Regions from separate parts of the Homo sapiens genome. Here region 1 is linked to region 2. A link is an interaction called in ENCODE POLR2A ChIA-PET data of the cell type or tissue named here. Cell type or tissue: Panc1. All regions are shown on one strand. Links, peaks and the distances in the headings refer to the core of each region. The heading gives the core; the rest is flanking DNA.

Region 1 (4,392 bases), core at 290-4,289, 78 kb after region 2:
AAAATGGGTAGGGGGGAAAGGATAGGAAAATGGGGAAAAAGAGGGGGGAGAGGGAGGGAGAGAGAGAGAAATTAAAAAGACTTGAGACTTCTCAAAAAAAGGTAACTTCTCAAAAGTAACAATTCTAAAGGAAAACTATTTCCATTCTAGCATTCTATAGCTAGCCTATCAGTTGGGTAGGAGGCTCAAATAAAGACATTTTCAGACACGTAAGCTCTCAAAGAATTTCCTCCCTGTAAACCCTTTCTCAAAAAGCTGCTAGAGGATGTGCTCCATCAAAATGAGGAGGCATGCCAAGAGAGAAGACAATGTGTAATCCAGGACTCAGAATCCAACACAGAAAATTACTGGGATTCAGGATGAGTGAGGTGTTGACTGCAGAGTTCTGTAGTCCTATCAGAAACTGGGGGCCTGAATTTGTGACTGGTACTAAGAAATGTAAACCAATAAAATAATTGTTGACTCCAGAGAAAAGAAAAATTTGAACTGGCAAAGAAATAAAAATCACTGCATATGCTCAGCTGTAAGCAATATTTAGCCATGAAAATATAAACAATGAATATTAAGAAAATTAGAAAATGGTATTGAGAGCTTAGTATAAAGAATTGTGCGTGTGAGAGGAGGGTTATATAAGAGATGAACCTTCATCTTGCAGCGTAGGAAATCAATAGAGAAGGTCTAAAATGAAAAAAACAAGCTACAGTAGTGTATGCATACAAGCATGGAATCAAATCCCACAAGCACAGAAAAGAAATGAAAGGGGCTTTTGCTAGGGAGCAGTAATCAGCTGTGAGAAAGAGAACTGGGGTTTTTCATAATAAACCTCACAGTACTATGTACTTAAATGTTTAAATTACATATAAAAATAAATACTTAAGATTTTAAAAGATAAATAGAACTATTATGTGATATAGCCTAATGAATAAGAATCACATTTACAGAAATGAAAACTACTTAAGGGAAGGAAAATAGGAACACCAAGCAAATATAAGCATTGTAAGGCTTTTTTTGTTTTGCTTTTAATTAGGAAAAGTTCCTTTCCAACTCTCAGGATCAGCACCTATGGTCCATCTGACCTGTAGGTATGTCTCATTAGTAAGACAAAACAAACAAACCAGGAAATTTAAATACAACAAAGTTATCTAGTTAATTCACTTGGGACAGGGAGATGTCCTAAAACAAAAGTCCTATTTCTTGACTGTCATGAAGATACCACACTTACAGGGGGAAGGTCCATTTCCATTTGATGACAAGGATAGCACTGAAAGATTCAGCCAGCATTTAAAAGGATGACCTTCAAAAGACCAAAAAAAAAAAAAAAAAAAAAACCCACCATAACAACATAGGTATACCAGTACCTACGTTTTTCAACTGGCAGAGAATAACATTTCATGTAGTTTTATAAGCTAAGAAAATTAGTGTCCATTCTAATGAAAATCAATTATTCAAGCTTATAGAAAAACATTAGAGGCCTTATGAACTAATCAGCAGATTTTTAAATTTTAGTCAAACGCTCACCTGCAATACACTAGGTATAGACAACTGTGCTTTCTAGACGTCCCATTCTAAACACAAAGATAAGGTCCCTCCTACAGGCCCACACATTAACAAAATTCATGCAGCCATAGATGAAATGATGGAAAAATCTTAAGGATTACATTTATAAACACATGTTGTGCATAACATTTGTATACAAGATTTCTAACTTTGGCACTATGAGAATAAAGAAATTTCTTTCTGGGTCAAGAAAGAAATTCTAAGCAAACACATTAAACAATGTTTTTCTTTGAGATAAAAACAAGCTTTTAACTAAACAGTAAATTCTCACATTAAAAATATAAGCCCAGAGCTAACTCCAAGACAGTTCCTCAGACTTTCCCACAATCGCTCAAGCAGTACTCCCTTCTAAGTCCCTCCCTGTCCCTGATTCATAAAACCCTGCTTTACGCAGAAGCAGACCTACTTGATTCCTCTATGACACTATCAGCTACTTCGGGACAAGAGGAATGTTCATTCATTCACCTTTCGCCCTTTGTCCTATGACTCTCTCAACACTGGCTTCTCTGGCCTAGTAAGACCTAGAGGTGGATGCGGGCTCCAGTTTAACATATGACCTCATTTAATCCTCAGAACCAGCCTGTCAAGTAGGTATTGTTATCTCCCTATTACAAAAGAGACAACTGAGTAAATGATACATCAAAAGTATATTCATGAATTTGGGAATTCCCAAAGGTCTATGAGTATATTTCTATTTAATGAAAGGTTCTTCATCAGAGCTGATGTATCATTCATTTATTCAATTACACTAAGTAAAGCACCACTAAAACTCCATTAGCGGGGAGCTCATCTGCAGATGTAGTTACCAAGTGAGTCAAATGATACAGTGAAGAAAGCACTAGTTCAAAAGACAGATCTGCTCAAAAAGAATTCAGATACTCACTTGTATTAGGGGTTTCCACTGGCTACCAACAATGTGATGGGACCTGGATTTCTGAACTGTTGCAGGAAGTCAGGGACCCTAAACAGAGGGACCAGCAGGAGCCGAGGCAGAAGAACATAAATTGTGAAGATTTCATGGACATTTATCAGTTCCCAAAATTAATACCTTTATAACTTCTTAAGCCTGTCTTTACTGCAGTCTCTGAACATAAATTGTGAAGATTTCATGGACTTTTGTCACTTCCCTAATAATCATCTTATAATTTCTTATGTCTGTTTTTACTTTAATCTCTTAATCACGTTATCTTCATAAGCTGAGAATGTACGTCACCTCAGGACCACTACTGTACAAACTGATTGTAAAACGTGTGTTTGAACAATATGAAATCACTGTACCCTGAAAAGAACAGAATAACAGCAATTTTCAGGGAACAATGGAAGATAACCATAAGGTCTGACTGCCTGCGGGGTCGGGCAGAATACAGCCATATTTTTCTTCTTGCAGAGAGCCTATAAATGAACGTGTAAGTAGGAGAGATATCGCTGAATTCTTTTCCCAGCAAGGAATATTAATAATTGATACCGTGTGGAAGGAATGCATTCCTGGGGGGAGGTCTATTAACGGCCGCTCTGGGATTGTCTTATGCAGTTGAGATAAGGACTGAAATACGCCCTGGTCTCCTACAGTACCCTCAGGCTTACTAGGATTGGGAAATTCCAGCCTGGTAAATTCTAGTCAGACTGGTTCTCTGCTCTTGAACCCTGTTTCCTGTTAAGATGTTTATCAAGACAATATGTGCACAGCAGGACATAGACCCTCATCAGTAATTCTAATTTTGCCTTTGCCTTGTGATCTTATTGCCCTTTGAAGCATGGGATCCTTGTGACCTACTCCCTGTTCATACACCCCCTCCCCTTTTAAAATCCCTAATAAAAACTTGCTGGTTTGGGGCTCGGGGTCATCATTACGGTCCTACCAATATGTGATGTCACCCCCAGAGGCCCAGCTGTGAAATTCCTCTCTTTGTACTCTGTCTATTTCTCAGACCGGCCAACACTTAGGGAAAACAGAAAGAACCTATATTAAAATATTGGGGGCTGGTTCCCCCGATACTGAACAGAATAAAAGACTGGAAGCTCTATTCAGCTCTGAAACTGTTTAACTTAAGGATCCTTCTACTCACAGTCCAGTGCCATGTAACCCAGGAGTCACAGTGTACACTTACTCAAATCAGGAACCGTCAAAATTACGAGGGAAAATCCTTGAAGAAGGCACCATGTTGGATACTGACATACCACGTCTCACATAGTCCCACTGAGCCCATTTCCTCCTCCCCAACACCTTTAGTCACCTTCCTATCAGGATGAGCCCGAGAGCAATATTTAGGTTGTTTTAGGGATCATGTTGTATGAGAAATACAGCTTAGACATTCCATCCAGTCTCAGCCCAGCGATATGCTCATGCTGTGAAACACAGGCCAAAGAACATCAGGTTTACCTTGTCCAACTCATTCCAAAGTGCACCAAGTAGGCATGGTAGGGCCACATCACCTCCCCATCTTCCCGGCTGGTATTTCTCTCCTTGACACAATTGCCTTTGAAAACATAAATAACCCAGAGAAACCCACACTCCTATAAAGTAGGTGCTATCTCTCTGTTACCAATTTATAGATGCTGACATCTATAAAGAAAAGCTTCAGCCAGGTGCGGTGGCTCATACTTGTAATCCCAGCACTTTGGGAGGCCAAGGTCGGTGGATCACTTGAGGTCAGGAGTTTGAGACCAGCCTGGCCAACATGGTGAAACCCTGTCTCTACTAAAAATACAAAAATTAGCAGCGTTTGGTGGCAGGTGCCTGTAATCCCAGCTACTAGGGAAGCCAAGGCAGGAGAATCGTTTAAACCCAGGAGGTAGAGGCTGCAGCGAGCCAAGATCGTGCATCACTGCACTCCT
Region 2 (4,392 bases), core at 140-4,139:
TGCAGTGAGCCAAGGTCGCGCCATTGCACTTCAGCCTGGGCGACAAGAGCAAAACTCCATCTCAAAAAAAAAAAAAAAAAAAAAAAAAAAAATTTAAAATACCCAGAAAATAAACCAAAAATGAAAATCAGCTATCTTATTAAATTCTAGCTAAAAAAATAACTGTCATTCTAGTTATAGATGTAGGTAGTGCCTGAAACACAGCACTGTGAGGATTAACTGAGATGACACAGGTTCGATGCCAATGCCAGGTGCACACGGCTCCCACACCATCAACAGGAAAGGAGTGAGGAAGAGCGGGAATGCTTCAGCATAAACACATGACTCATGTGGACTGAAGACTTACACCATTGTTCTATAGTTCTTAAAGCAAGCTTCCAGCTCACCAGAGCGAGTTAACGTGGGGAGGGTACCTACTCATTGATGGAATGGTAGAGCTTTGCTATACCCTGGTGGGTCCAGTCTTTGCCCAGCTGTGGGAGAATCTGTCCCAAAGCATCCGACCTAAGAAGACGGTAGAAACAGGAAAAGCTATCAGGAATCAAACACATACAGCGTTTTCCTATTTGGTTGACTATCAGCTGCCAATAACTAATTGGTGGCGGGACACTCTTGAAAGGGGATTTAATCACAGCTTCAAGCAACTGCAAGGCCATCCCATGCAAACGCACCCACTGAGGTGCTTCTGAAAGCGGAGTCTCACGAGCGCCAGATGTGTGTGTTCGGAGGTAACTGACTGCCACACTTTCTCTTTTCCTCCGCCCCAATGTCAAGGGGCTTGTTTTCATATCAGAATTGAAACCAAATAACTAATCTTTCCAAAAGTGATTTTTGACATTTGTTATGCACCCTCACCATCTCCTCCATGCAAAAAAATGACCCCATGTGGACTGTACTGGGGACGCCTCAGAGCATATGGCTTATAAAATGCCTTGGCTGAGGGCTTCGAGCCCCAGGTGAGGAACTCCCCACCACACACTGCCTGCCCCTCCCTGAGCACGGGGCTGTTCCTTGCCACCCACCTGAAGGATTGAGCTTACTTGGTTATTGTCCCATCAATATCAGAAATGATGATCTTGTCATTCCAGTTCCACAGGTAAATGGTCCCTGCACAGCGACAGGTGCCTTGATACTGGGTTGTAATACTAAACACAACATCATTTGGGCCATCGTGGAGCTTCAGTTTTGCCTTTTAAAAAAGCATAAGAATAAAGAAAATCAGCTGAAAACATAGTTTGAAACGATTTAAAAATTTACAGAACAACTGGTGTCTCGGAATCCCAACAAGAGGCAGGATGGTTTCCGGGGTCTTAGACACAGCCCACCCTGTGCCCAGCGCAGCTGACAATGCTGAGGGAGCCACTGCCTGAACAGTATTTTGGGGTTCCAGGGACTTCTCTGAACACCCACAAAGCAAAAGGTCTACTACTCTTACTCCACACCTGAGAATTACTGCTTTAGCCACAGCCTGCTCTGGTCCCAGCAAGACCTTTTCATACCGAAAATGGGTCAAAGGCAGGGTGTAAAATAAGAGGAGAAATTGTGTCTAAAATGTCATTTCTCTATTGCTGTGGCTCCTAAGAGACAGTACCTGGCTCAGCGCTGGGTTAGCTGTGTACGACTGACTCTCAAGAGATGGAGGAAGGAGGTCTGGGGTGGGTGGCAGGACCCAAGCCACAGGTTCCCCAGGTGGGCCTGATAGCTCTTGGGGGCGGCGGTCGTGGTTCCACTGTGGATAGGCATTGACACGACCATGCCGTGTGGCGTGTATGCAGCTGGGGACGTGTGGACAGAAGAGGATGTGCATCAAATTAAACCATTACTAAAATAAGTCCTACTGGACAACACAGATCATGCAAGACTCACGATCTGGTCTGAGGAGAGGCGGAGAGACTTCTTATATGAAGTTGTGCTGCCGTGGCTCAGGGGCTCTGTGGGGATGGGGTCCACTGTGATGGATTCTTCGAGCTCCTGTGATCCCTCGTCACTCGAGGAGTCATTCTCGGCCGGCCTGTTCAACATTAGCCCAGTTACGGAAGAGGCAGCAGGGCATTTTATTGATGAGAGCTTTTCATTTAGGATCAAGAAAATAAAGATATCCTAAATCTTTTCTAGGAATGGGTAGAGTTATCCCTTCTGCCATTCTCCCATATCCACAGCTCTGTACGCCTGAAATATTCATATTGTTAACTGATAAGGCCACTTTCATAACTGGCAAGCACTTACTTTCTGACTATGACCTGCTATTTTCTGCTATGCCCAGTGAATGCTAGAAGGTCTACTGACTCTTGTTGAAGAGGGTATGTATGTTTCACAAGGCACAAATCAAAGAAAACATAATCGCTTACAATGATTTAACAAACTCCGGCTGGGTGCGGTGCCTCACACCTGTAATCCCAACACTTTGGGAGGCCGAGTTAGGAGGACACCTTGAGCCCAGGAGTTTGAGACCAGCCTGGGCAACATAGGGAGACCCAGTTTCTACGGAACATTTAAAAATTAGCCAGGGGTAGTGACACTTGTCTGTGGTCCTAACTACTTGGGAGGCTGAGGCAGGAGGACTGCTTGAGCCCAGGAGTTTGAGACCAGCCTGGGCAACACAGCAAGACCCTGTCTCTACAAAATACAAATTTAAAAATTAGCCAGGCATGGTGTCCCACACCTGTAGTCCCAGCTACTTAGGAGGCCGAGGCAGGATTGTATGAGCCGAGGAGCTATGATTATGCCATTGCACCCCAGCCTGAGTGACACAGTGAGACTCTAGAAAAAAACAAAAACTAGTAAGAAAAATTTTAGACACCCCTTAAAAGATATAGGATGGGGGGCGGTAAGGGGCAAGAAAATAAACCCTCAGCCTTAGACACTAAATGAGACAGCCAAGGGCTGGGAGAAGCAAGCATGCACTGGCCGGGGGAGGTGGACAGGCAGAAGCAGGAACACGGCGTATCGCGAGCAACTCCTCTCAGGGCTGCTCACCCTAACTGTCCAAAGAATGCTGTTTCTTCCAGGAAAGGAAACCCACCCAAGCCAACCTGGAGATTATTTTGTATGTCTCCCTTTGGCTCCGGATGGGATGCAGGGGGAGCAGAGGCACCTGGGCCAACATGGCTGAAGCGTTCCTCACGGCCCCTTCCCATACGCTGGCGCCACGGCTCCACAAGGAGGCAGGGTATTTATTTTTCTAAGCTGGTGATGTTTTTTAGAAAAGCAGTTGTCATCTGCTGAGTGGCACAAATATATCACAGCATGTAGTATCTGCAGAAGATACTCCCAAGAACTAAACAAGCTGCCAAAATCAACTTAGAAGTAATGGCCCTGCTAGAGGGCCTGAGTGCTATGAGCCGGGCAGAGGACAGGGCACCCACCTGGCACCGGCCGGCTCCTTGGAGCTGGATGGCAGGTCACTGGCTGGCGGTGCCTCAGATTTTCCCTCCTTGGATTCTGGCAGCTGTAACAGCAAGATGATAATGGCAACATGCAATTTTTTCCCTACAGATAAGCCAAGTTCATCAGCAGCCCTCTCTAGGAAAGAACACAACTGCCTTCTGAACCCACAACTTAAAAATGCTCAAAAACCAGACTTTCTCTATTCTGAGCCAAAGAATTAGAAACCTAAGACAGAAGTCATGTGCTTCTATGCAAATCACTGTCCCTACAGACCCAGAAGGAAAACATTTTAAGAGCACCATTTCAAGTCACAAAACATAATACAAGCGACCCAAACTTGTTAGGTCCCCAGCTTCCTTCTCCTCCTGGGAGTAACTCACCACGTGCAGAAGGGACTGAAAGGCAGCCCCCTTGCTGACGTGGACATGAACTTGGTTCAGGCAAGACTTCCCTTCTGACATTTGAAAAACAGGTGAGAACTCCCTGAACCCTCTTTTTCAGAAGGTGTTGGGGAAAAAAAGACTTGCTCTGCTGCTTGTTTAGTATGGTTCTCTGGATGAATTTCTATGGAGACCTGGTGGAACAGATTCTGGTTATTTGCATCTGGAACTATGCAGGCAGACGATAACCTTCTGCTCCTATCTGATAGGTAATACAGTGAAGCAGAAAGAGCACAGGCTCTGGAGTCAGACTCAAGGTCTTGCCCCAGCTCCGTCTCTCACCAGTTATGTGACTTCGTGAAGCACCCAAGTTTCCTTACCTGTGAAATGGCAACTCGAACATCTCTAGTGCTGAGCTACAGTAAAGGACCACTTGGGACAACACCTGCACGTCCTAAGTGCTCAAAAATGGAAACTGCTATATGGTAAAATAGCCCTATACAGTCCAAATTCCTGTGCCTGACAAAAAGGTTTTTTGAATAAATGAAAGATTCATTTCTTTCAGCCCACGGAAACAATGACCTCTAGGTCTGTTACCTGTTTGGTCATGCTTTCTCTCTTTCGC

What was found. ChIA-PET counts read pairs that join two places held together with the same protein. Peaks named below come from ENCODE experiments on the same cell type or tissue, not always from the same donor. Only the 100,000 strongest peaks of a DNase experiment are listed, where the experiment ranks them.
Region 1: POLR2A ChIA-PET joins it to region 2 with 10 read pairs; 9 of 35 experiments call an interaction of 5 or more read pairs at or near these places.

Annotation. Positions count from the first base shown.
Region 1 is chr18:3,000,931-3,005,322 of GRCh38, forward strand. All of the region lies in intron 1 of LPIN2 (lipin 2), which reads right to left. Among named protein-coding and RNA genes, the nearest start is that of LPIN2, 10 kb to the right of the region's middle. RefSeq lists an enhancer at 2,950-3,467. In Panc1, for the core only: no CTCF peak of the experiment used is centred there; no DNase peak of the experiment used is centred there; H3K27ac peaks cover 315 bases.
Region 2 is chr18:2,923,358-2,927,749 of GRCh38, forward strand. It overlaps LPIN2 (lipin 2), which reads right to left. Exons shown (of 20, transcript NM_001375808.2): 12 at 4,365-4,392; 13 at 3,366-3,448; 14 at 1,867-2,011; 15 at 1,041-1,189; 16 at 418-504. Among named protein-coding and RNA genes, the nearest start is that of LPIN2-AS2, 41 kb to the right of the region's middle. In Panc1, for the core only: no CTCF peak of the experiment used is centred there; no DNase peak of the experiment used is centred there.